Linked DNA regions of Homo sapiens: region 2 is linked to region 1. Evidence: chromatin loops called from intact Hi-C (ENCODE). Cell type or tissue: Caco-2. All regions are shown on one strand. Each heading gives the region's core, and the rest is flanking DNA. Links, peaks and the distances in the headings are about the cores only.

Region 1 (5,824 bases), core at 511-5,510:
AGCTTATGGTCTTATGGGAAGGCAGGGACAATAAACAGAAGAGTAAAATACCAGGGCTGCTACCTGTGACAAGTGCCATAGAGAAACACCAATGGGGCGGGAGACAGGGAGTAGGAGGAATGTTAAATAAGGCCATCAGGGAAGGTCTCCCTGAAAAGGTGCCACTGGAACCAGAACTGACGGAGACAAAAGGACACTGGGGCTCTGGGAGAGCAAGTCATCTGCCTGAACTCCCCCTACGTCCCTGGAAGGAATAAGTGGCACAGGCAGGCGGGGCTGCTAGGCGGTTTACAGGACATGGAATCATGTTAAGACAAAAAGGCAGGTCTCTTCTGTGGCTTTCCCTACCCCTCTTACAGAGACCCCCTGCCAAGGCAGCGTGGGTGGGCCTCTTTGGCTCTTAATTAAACACCTGGCAAATTTGGAGAGCCCAGCTGGGCAGCACACTCCTACCTCCCGACGAGGGTGGGCGGCCAGAACAGACGACAGGGGAGGTTCTGGGCTCTGGCCAAGCCCAGACCCTCCCTGCACTGCTCCCAGGCCCTGCTGGGGACGCGTTTTCTCAGGCAGATGAGTTATCTTTTGTCCTAATCTCCTTTGAGGTTCTGATCCCACTTGGGTTTCTGCCGATTTTACCACGGTGCAGAAGAAACAAGGACAGCTCACGGGGCCCTGGGGCCTTGTGACTGTATATATTTACTGCAATTATAGTCATTTCTAACCTTAATTTAGGACACACCAGATGCCAGGTATGAACATATCTCATTTTACATTCATATTCTATGAAGTCTGAATTATTAACGTCCCATTTTACAGATGAGGGGCCTGAGATAGAGAGAAGGGAATTTGATCAAAGTCAACAACAAGTGAGTAGAGAGAGGAATCCAGGGAGTCTGAGGCCAACTCTTTGCCACTGTATACACACACACCGCTCCAGTGCCAGGGCCTGAGCTGGGGACAAGGTCAATGTGGCTGACAGGCAGGACAAGAGGCCATTCCAGATGAGTGCAGAGAAGACCCACAGCCATGGGGTGGAAGCAGGCCCAGTGGAGGCATCCGAGACCTCACAGGTCGTTAGAGAGGGCTTCCCGGAGGAAGGAACAGCTGGGCTGGGCCCTGAAGAATCATCAGGAGGCGGCACGGTGTGTGCAGAAGGTGCCACTCTGGAGAGGATCCCCAAGACCTGTGTGCCACCTGTCGGACTGGAGAAGGCAAGGAAGGAAGTTGATCTGGGCAGGAGGCATGATGAAAGCCTGGGTCCAATCCCCATCCGCTCCTTACTGAAAAGCTAGGAAACGGTCAGGAGATGTTCGCTGGGCCGGCGGCACTCCGCTGAGGCCTGCACCAGCTCATGGAGTTGTCTCCCAAACTCTTGCTGGGAAGGTGCTATTTTTGGCCCTCTAAAGGTCAGAAAACAAGCTCAAAAGCCTTCAGGACTCGGTCTGAGGTCACCGGGCGATGAATGGAGGGGCCCTGTCTGCACCCAGGCAAACAAAGAGGCTCCAGACTGCCAGGCCGGATGCGCTCCGGGCTGGACGCCGGCTCCGCGTGTCTGGGCTTGCCATTCCTGGACCGCCAGACTTCATTTACTACTATTTTTATTTAAAAAGACTCACTTGGAAGAAAGTGATAGATTTCTTGAAAGGAAAGCTGGTATGACTGCTCTGAAGGAAAACCAGTTTTCACTTAGCACCAATGGAAAGTGACGGAAATGAAACATAACAAACAGCACTGTGGGTTTCTTGCCCGCGGCTTCCCTGAGGACGCCTGCTCTTCCACTCAGAAGAAAAGGGAGGAGCAGCGAGCGTCGGGAGGTGTTCAAAACACAGCGAGACCCAGCCAGAAGGCCTGGACAACAACTCCGCAGGCAACGTGTGGAAGTTCAGACCAAGTCAGTCGGCTGCGCCCCAGCCTGGCTGAGGCTCTGCAGACCCGGGGCTCGGCCGAAGACTGCGCGACCTTGGGCAGAGCGCCACACCTTCCCGAGCCTCAGTTTCTCTGGCTGTCAACTAGGAGGATCGCTTCCTTGGCTTGCAGGGATTTGGGGTTTCGGGGACCCTGGAAGAGCTCGGTCCCGGGCAGCTACAAGTGCAAAGGCGTCCTTGGCGGAGGCGGCCGGACCCCGGCGCGGCCCTGCGGACGTCTGGGGACCTGGACACCGCCCGGGATCAGGGTCGGGGTGGGGTGCTTACCTGGTGGCCGCGGCAGTCCCCGCGCGCCGTGCGGAGCAGCCGGGCGTCTAGCCTGGGCGGGAGCAGGGCCAGGGCCAGGGGCGGCGGGGCGCAGGGGGCGGTGGCGCCCAGGAGCCAGGTGGCGCGAGGCCGGACCCGGGCGCCCACCCTGCCTGCCGGACCCAGCAACGCCAGCAACCCGGCCATGGTGCGCAGCTAGGCGCAGCACCCGCGCCGCTGACCCGGGAGGCGGGCGGAGGCCGGGGAGGGTGGGCGGAGCTGACCCGGCGAGGGCCCTCCCCGGCCCCGCCCGCCGGCTTCGCCGCCGCGCGCGCGCGCTGGGCGGGACTGAGGAGGCCTGTGCACATCCCCTTGGCTCACCCGCTAGCTCCGCTCCTCGGGAGCCGGAGTCCAGGGCTGGTGGGCGGGGCTGAAGGAGCGCGCCCCGCCTCCTCTCCGCCCACCAGCCCCGCCCCTTTGGGGGTGGGTGCAGGTCTTTTCAGGGTCTTGGGCTTTCTAACTGTGGTGTGTAGTTGGCGGGTTTCCTTATTCTGCGGGCACAAAGGTGGGCGTAGGGCCGTGGCTTATGAGCTTTTCTCCCTGCAGAAATGGGTGAAATCTGAAAAAAAATTATAGATATGTTTACGTGTTAGCTCCAAAGAAGAAAATAAATATGAGAATTGATATTAGTACATGTTTAATAAAAAGTCCTCTGACCCTCATAGATTGTTGGCGTGAATGTAAAGCGAAAGATGGTGTGGCAGTTTCTTGAAAAGTTAGACATACACTAACCATACAACCCAGCAACTCCACTCCTCGGTAGCTTCTCAAGAGAAACAAAGGCTCGACACTCAAAGACTAAAATGTGAAGACACCAATGTTTGTAGAGATCTTATAAATATTAGTCAACAATTAGGAATGCCCATAAACTGGGACGTACTGTGGCACAAGTCTTCAATGGGACGCAATGCAACAATTAAAGGGAACAGACTACTGATACATGCACAACATAAATGAATCTCAAAGCTCTTATGCCAATTGAAAAAATCTAGGCACAAAAGTCACACACTGGAGGATTCCAGCTACATGAAGTGCCCAGAATAGGCAAAATCACAGAGACCTAAAACAGATCCGTGGTGGCCTAGGGCTGGGAGTGGGAAATGAGATTGACTGCCAAGGAGTGGGAGGAACGTCTTGGGGTGAGGGAAGGATCCTAAACCCAGATTGTAGGGATGGTGACAGCTGTGTAACTAAAACTCGTGGGACTGTACACTTAACATGGATGAATTTTATGCTGTGTAAATTATACTTCAATAAAGATGTTCTGGCTGGGTGGAATGGCTCATGCCTATAATCCAAGCACGTTGGGAGGCTGAGGTGGGAGGATTACTTGAGCTCAGGAGTTCAAGACCAGCCTGAGCAACATAGCGAAACCCTGTCACTACAAAAATAAAAATAAATTAGCCTGGTGTGGTGGCATGCACCTGTAGTCCCAACTACTCGGGAGGCTGACGCAGAATTGCTTGAGCTCAGGAGGTCCAGGTTTCAGGGAGCCACGATGGTGCTACTGCACTCCAGCCTGGGTGACAGAGCGAGACCCTGTCTCTCTAGAAAAAGAAAAAGAAATATATTTTACAAAAGATGTAATATTCTATTAGTCAACTGCAATTCAACTCAACCAAGCTCTTACACAGGCACAGAAATGATATTAAACACATATGCATTAAAAAATATTTATTACATAAGATGGAGTTATAGCTGTGAAAGTAACAGGGTCTGTTGGAGGGAGGTCCTAAAGTGCCCCTGGATGGGAATCCTTCCATTTAAGTGTCTGCAAGAAGCTGGGGAAGAGTGCTTAAGGGTGCAGATTGTCTGTCAGGTTGGCCCTAGAAGTCCAGCTGTGTGATTTGGAAGTAGTGACTCAACTTCTCTGAGCCTTGGTCTTTTCATGTGTAAAATGAAGATAATAATAGTTTCCCCCATGAGATTGTTGAGATAATTCTTTGACACAGTTCTTGGAAAGGGCTTCACTCAGTGCCTGGTGCACAGAGAGGGCACACACGTTAGCTGGGATGTTGTAGAGATGCCTTGCCTGAAGCCCCTCTGTCACCCGGTGACAGTGCCACCTCCAGATGGCATCTGATCTCGACTTCCTCATGGTTCCCATGATTTTCTTTCTTTTTTTTTTTTTTTTGGAGATGGAGTCTCGCTTTGTCGCCCAGGCTGGAGTGCAGTGGCGCGGTCTCAGCTCACTGCAACCTCAGCCTCCCGGGTTCATGCCATTCTCCTGCCTCAGCCTCCCAAGTAGCTGGGACTACAGGCGCCCGCCACCACGCCTGGCTAATTTTTTGTATTTTTAGTAGAGACGGGGTTTCACTATGTTAGCCAGGATGGTCTCGATCTCCTGACCTCGTGATCCTCCTGCCTCGGCCTCCCAAAGCGCCCGTGATTTTCTTGTCACCAGGCCTTCTTCATTCATTTAAGTTTCCTGCCCAGGCTTCATGGGCAGTTGAGTTTGTGATTCATGCTATATGCTTATTAGAGAAGAGAAAAAGGTAATTTTGTTTTTCCCTTTAAATTTGACAGTAAATATAATACTGTAATTATAGACTTTAGGTTCTTTTTTTCTTCTTCTAAAAGTGAAGAAACTTTTGCTTTTAACAAAATGTATTGGAGCTGCTGCCTGCCTGAACTTGTGACAGTTTTGTTTTTTTCTTATTGTGTCAGCTCTCTTTGTCTCTCTAGAGCAGCAGCTCATGCATGAACTATATTTATTTTAATTTCTTCATTTTCATGAATAGATAATGTGTTCTCACGGTTCAGATTTTTAAAGGTACAAAAAGTCTACACAATGACAAGCTTCCTTCCTATCCCAGTGACCAGTTCTCCTCATTTTTTTCTCCCTAGAGACAAACACTGTTACCCGTTGCTTGTGCATATCCTTCTAGAAAATTTTACATGTGTGCAGGCAAATTCCTATGAACGGTTTTCATTGCTGTTTTTACCCAAGTGGGGCATAGTATACACAGTGTTCTTCACCTGGACTTTTTTTGCTTCCATTATATTTTAGAGTTTTCTGAATATGTACACAAAAATCTTCCTTATTCTTAAAATCTGCTTAGCATTCCAGTGTATTCCAGGGTGCTGTAATGCTTTAACCAATCCCTTGTGGGTGGACCATTAGGGTATTTAGGGTATTTTCCAGTCCTTGTGATCATAAACCATGCTGTGATGAACCAGCGGGTATTTCTGTCACTTGCCGTGTTTAAGTATGCCTGTGTAATAAATTCCTCAAAGTGAAATTGCTTAGTGAGAAGATATGTGTATTTGTAAATTTGAATAAATGGCAAAATTTCACTCCATAAAGGTTGCAGAGTACAGCAAATGAGAGTTTTTTGTTTGTTTGTTTGTTTTGAGATGGAATCTTGCTCTGTCACCCAGGCTGGAGTGCAGTGGTGTGATCTCAGCTCACTGCAGCCTCTGTCTCCCAAGCTCAAGTGATCCTCCTGCCTCAGCCTCCTGAGTAGCTGGGACCTCAGGAGTGCACCACCACGCCTGGCTAATTTTTGTATTTTTAGTAGAGACGGGGTTTCACCATGTTGGCCAGGCTGGTCTCAAACTCCTGGCCTCAGGTGATCCGCCCGCCTCGGCCT
Region 2 (5,412 bases), core at 413-5,412, 160 kb after region 1:
GCAATCCTCCTGCCTCAGCCTCCAGAGTAGCTGGAAACACAGGTGCACACCACCACACCCACATAATTTTTAAAAATTTTTTGTAGAGATGGGGTCTTGCTATATTGCCCAGGCTGGTCTTGAACTCTTGGTCTCAAGTGATCCTCCTGCCTGGGACCCCCAAAGTGCTAGGAATACAGGTGTGAGCCACTGTGTTTTGCCCCCATTTTTCACGCTCTTGCCAATGCTGGGATCATCATTTTGAAAAACAGTCTTGTTAGGCATAAATTATATCTTATTTTTGTTTTAATGGACATCTCTTTGATGATTAGTGAGGCTGAGCAGTTTTTCTTGCGCTTATTGGTCTTCATATTTCTTCTTTAGTAAATGGGTCCATTTGGGGCTTCCATCCATTTTTCTGTTGGCTACACCAGCATATTTTAATTGGAGAGTTGAAGTTCGTTCATCTTTCAGTTTCTCATATGATGCCCTGGCCCGTTTGCTCTGTTAAACAACACAGAGTCTGGATATAAATGTAACTTAATATGGAGTAGGTTCTTCTTGAAACCTACACAAGGGGTTAAGTCACTGAAATACTTGAATTATAGCTCTTAAGTTTCTATAATAATAGAGGACACTAAAATAGACATTGTGGTGGAGATGAATGATTTTCCTGTGTGGTGTTGCCATCTAGTGGACCTGGGAGACAGTGTGATTACAAAAGTGGACATGAAAACGGAGCCCGTTTTACCTTATTACGTGGGGCCCAGGCTACCTTCAGTGTTCACCTGATTATTGACCCAGCCTCCCAACTGAAATTCCTGCCTTCATTCTTTCACTCCCCAATTTCAACCTTTATACTGCAGAGTGATTGTTCTAAAAGTGGATATGGATCAGTTCTGTGTTTAAATCCATTCAGTAACTCACCCCTGTACATGTGATAAAACGTTATAATCTCTTAACCTGGTTTACAAAGTCTTCCCTGATCTAGCCCAGGGGCTGGCATTTTTTTCCATGAAAGGTCAGATAATAAGTAATTTGGCTTTTTGTGCATATGGTCTCTGTTGACTGGTCACCTCTGTCACAGACCACACCTGAAAGAATGGGCACAGCTGTGTTCCAACATCACCTTATTTGCAACAGTGGGCAGCAGCCTGCCATGAATTATGAAAATACAGCAACACATTTGCTACATTATTACTGTACCTGGTGTTTAATATTGAAAGGTCAGTATGGCCAGGCAACGTATCAGAGCCCTGGCATCAGAAATGAATTGACTCACAGGTAGTAAGAAGAATTTACTGACAACAGTGTGGGTTTGAAAGGAAAGTTTCATTAGATAGAAAGCGCTGTAGCAGCATGCAGCAGAGCACTTCAGCAAGACAGGACTGAGTGTGCCGTGGTGGATTTTCCTTTGGGCTATTTATGAACCTTAAAGCGGGAACTTCAGGGTAATTTGGACCATATTAGCCACATAGGTCATGATAAATGCTTACACTTGTAGTTGCTTTGGTACCTTAATGTCAGCAAGGGTTGACATGCATGCATTCTGGAGATGTATAGAAATTCTAGTTACTTCTAAATTTTGGGGAAAGAAGCCTGGAGCCATTAGCTAAAGCAGGCATTTAGCTAATAGGAAAGTCTAATTACTTCTGAATTCATCAGATAAGGAACTTTGCCCTGGATGGTCTGCTTGATGGCCACCAGGGGGTCTTGGATCTCCTCAACTAGGAAGGAAGGTGGGTGACTAGTATGTTGTAAAAATAATTCGAGTAAATTTCCTATGGTCAAGGCTGGTTATTATCAGCATTAGGGTAGTTTAATCAGTACCCCCTGCCCAATAAGTAAACTGTCACCTTACCTCACTTATACCTTCCTCCCTCTCCCCATGATGTAGGATAATCTCTATAGGATTGTGGATTACTTTCCTGGGGTACCTGTAACAAATTCCCACAAACTGGCTTAAAACCACATAAATTTATTCTCTCGTAGTTCTGAGGTCAGAAGTCTGAGATCAAGGTACTGGCAGGCCATGCTTTTTGTGGAAGCTCTAGGAGAATCCTTCCCTGCCTCTTCTAGTGTCTCATGGCTCAGGTGTCCTTTGGCCGCTTCACTTCAGTCTCCGCCTCTGTCTTCACACAGCCTTCCTCTCTTTTCAGTGTTTTGTCTTCTGTCTCTTATAAGGACACTGCCGCTGAATTTATCCAGACAATCCAGGATAATCTCATTTTGAGATCCTTAGTTATATCTACAAAAACTCTGTTTCCAAATAAAGTCACATTCACAGATTCTGGGGGTTAGGATGAGGATAGCCAATATTTGGAGGACATTGTGTTCAGTGGACATATCTTTTTAAGGGCTGCCACTCAGCCCACTACAAATTACATTTTAAAAATTATTCTTCTCCTGTTTCCTCCCTTCTGAATGTTAGTCACCATTGAGCACTCTCTCACTATGTTCCCATTACCATGTGAAGTGCTTTTTACCTGAGTTAGTATTAGTAATTCCACTAATGTAGCCTACATGTGCCATTATATCTCACTGATTCTCTAATCAATTGCTGGAGCCCTCCTCTCTGGCTTCTTAGCAGTAGTTCTAGCACCTCCCATTGACACTCTCACTCTCTCTCACTCCCTGCCATTGGCAGAGTCCTTGCAGCTTACTTAACCCAAAGAGGGCAGGACTGGAGTCACATCAGTCCACCACTGCAGTTGCTTTTAGCTGCCACATGGTGTCACTGTTGAAGACAAGTCTGGTACAGTTTGGCGGACGCACTGTTGAAACAGTGCCCTTATAGTCTAGGTCCCTGCATCATCAAAGTGCTCTTTGTTTAGCTTCCCGAGTTGACAGTCTTTACTTTATATGAAAAATGCACAGCATGAGCTACAAAGCTATACAACTTGCTCTCCCCACACAAGAACAAGCTCTTGAGTAGAACACAGATTACCATTCATTCGTTCACAAAGGCCTGGTAGTTCTAGTCATTTGGGGTATATATCAGTGAACAAAGCAAAGGACTGCAGGCTGTGGTGGCTCATGCTTGTAATCCCAGAACTTTGAGAGACTGAGGCAGGAGGATCACTTGAGGTCAGGAGTCTGAGGCCAGCCTGGACAACATAGCAAGACCTCATCTCTAAAAAAAAAAAAAAATTAGCAAAGATCCCAACTCTTACCATAATAGCATTCTACAAGAAGACAAGAAACATAAGTAAATAAAAAGTATGTTGGAAAACGTTAAGTATTATGGAGAAAAATAATATAGCAGGGTATAAGAGATTGGGAGTGCCAGTTGGGAGAGAGAGAAGGCAGTTTCAGTGCTAAACAGAGTAGCCAGTCTTCTTGAATGAGGTAAAGGTTTGCTATGCAGATGTGTTGGGGGACAGATAGTGCAGAGACCTGAAGATTGGAGCATGCCCAGCATGTTCTAGGGACAGCAATAATGTCAGGAATCTTGAGTAAAATGAACAAAGAGAAAAGCAGTTGAAGTTGAAGGTCAAAGAGCTGGTAAGATGGAGAGCAGATCTAGTAGGGTCTTTAGTCACTGCAAAGATTTTGTCATTTAGCCTGAGTGAGATGGAAAGTTGCTGCAGGGTATTGAGCAGACGAGTGACATAATTTGACTTAGGCCTTAAAAATCTCACTCTTGCTGTGATATTGAGGATAAACTGAAGGGCAGGCAGGCAAGGCCAGAGCAGAGCGACCAGTGAGGAGACTCTTGCAGTCATCTGGGTGATTATGATGGTGTCTTGGAGCTGGATGGTACCAGTGGAGGGAGCATGCTATTGCTGCCATAATATGTTATCATGAACCTAGTGTCTTAGAACAACATCCATGTATGATGTCACAGTTCTGTAAATGAGAAGTCCAGCACAGCATAGCTCACAGGATCTTCGGCTTGGAATCTCAAAAGGCCAAAATTAAAGTGTTGACAGGTCCATTTATTTTTTGGAGGCTCTAGGGAAGAATGTACTTCCAAACTCTTTCAAGTCATTGGCAGAACTCAGTTCCTTGTGGCTGTAGGGCTCAAATCTCTGCTTCCTTGCCAGCCGTCAGTGGGAACCTCTCTCAGCTCCTTAAGGACACAGGCATGCCTCGTCACATGTCTCCCTTCATCTTTAAGCCAGCAACAGTGAGCCATGTCCTTCCCATGTTTCAAATCCCTTTGCCTTCTCCTTTTGCCACATCTCTCTACCTCCAGCTGGAGAAAATTACGTGTTTTTAAGGGCTCATGTTATTAGATTTTTGGGTCCACCTGAATAATCCAAGATAATCTCCTTATGTTAAGGTCCATAACCTTAATTACATATGCCAAGTCCTTTTCTTTTTTCTGGGTAATGTGGCATATGTACAGGTTCCAGAGATTGGATGTATGTGTGGCAGGGGTGGAATTATGCTGACCACAAGAAGTGATTGGATTCCAGATATGGCCACCAGATGCCTGACAGATTGGTTGTGGAGTGGGAGAGAAAGAAAAGAGTCAGAGATGACCCCGAGGTGTGTTGCCCAAGCAACTAAAAATGTGGAGTTGCCAATAACTGAGATGGAGAAGTCTGGACTGGAGTAATCTATATTCCCCCTTTCCTCAGGCTTAAGAACCCCAGTTCTGTCTTCCCCTCATTGCTTTTCCCTGGCTGGGCTAGAAGTGGGATCACTTTGGTCTCGCTCACTATGTGTCAGGTGTTGTTCCCTTTCAGAAGGCTCCAAACTTATTATGTAAAGCATTCTCTTTCCTCCCCAGTAAATGGCTTTGGCTTTCTATTAGGTTGGCATAAAAGTAATTGCATTTTTTTGTCATTATAAGTAACGGCAAAAACTGTGATTTCTTTTGCACCAACCTAATAGCATCTTAGGAAGTGACGGCTTTGAACTAGTCTCCAAAGATGCTGCTCCTCCCTGTTTCCAGGATGCTAGCTTCTCACTCACGCTCATCCTGCATGATGCAGCAGGAGACCAGTGAAGCCACTTTCTCTCTATATTTACACACACATTTGCCAAAACTACGTTATTGAATTTTGAGATATATTTTACTATTGTCCTCATTTAACAGAGACTAATAGATACACTTAAGGTATAAAAACATCAGATCTCTTTTGTTATTTCAGTTAATTGCAGAAGAATATTATCTTTATTTTAGAGAAAGCTGTGGCTAGTGAGGTTAAATAACAACCAAAGTCACAGAACAGGTTGAGATCAAATTCATATCTCTGACTCCAAAGCCTGTGTTTTTAACCATTACCCTCCCATCCCCACCCCTACCCCTTCAGAGCTGTTGCTACATCGACTTCTCCAAGAGGTAGCCATGATTATTGGGGTGACTAAGGGTAGAGTAGTAGAGGTATAGATTATCTTAGTCTTCCCTCACTCAACTAGAAGGAAACTTATGCAAGTACATTGCTTGAAGATGAGGCCAAAGGTAGAAAATGAATTACATTA

The links. Peaks named below come from ENCODE experiments on the same cell type or tissue, not always from the same donor. Only the 100,000 strongest peaks of a DNase experiment are listed, where the experiment ranks them.
Region 2: a loop joins it to region 1, with 2.3 times the contacts of the local background. A loop is called at or near these places in 17 of 110 quality-filtered maps.

What each region holds. Positions count from the first base shown.
Region 1 is chr20:56,355,560-56,361,383 of GRCh38, reverse strand. FAM210B (family with sequence similarity 210 member B) reads right to left here and starts at 2,410. Exons shown (of 3, transcript NM_080821.3): 1 at 2,193-2,410. The coding sequence starts at 2,378. RefSeq lists a silencer at 2,134-2,733. In Caco-2, for the core only: no CTCF peak of the experiment used is centred there; DNase peaks (open chromatin) are centred at 1,462, 1,853 and 2,533; H3K4me3 peaks cover 1,705 bases.
Region 2 is chr20:56,197,957-56,203,368 of GRCh38, reverse strand. No RefSeq gene overlaps it. Among named protein-coding and RNA genes, the nearest start is that of MC3R, 48 kb to the left of the region's middle. In Caco-2, for the core only: CTCF peaks have their summits at 634 (motif pointing left), 2,488 and 2,692 (motif pointing right); a DNase peak (open chromatin) is centred at 686.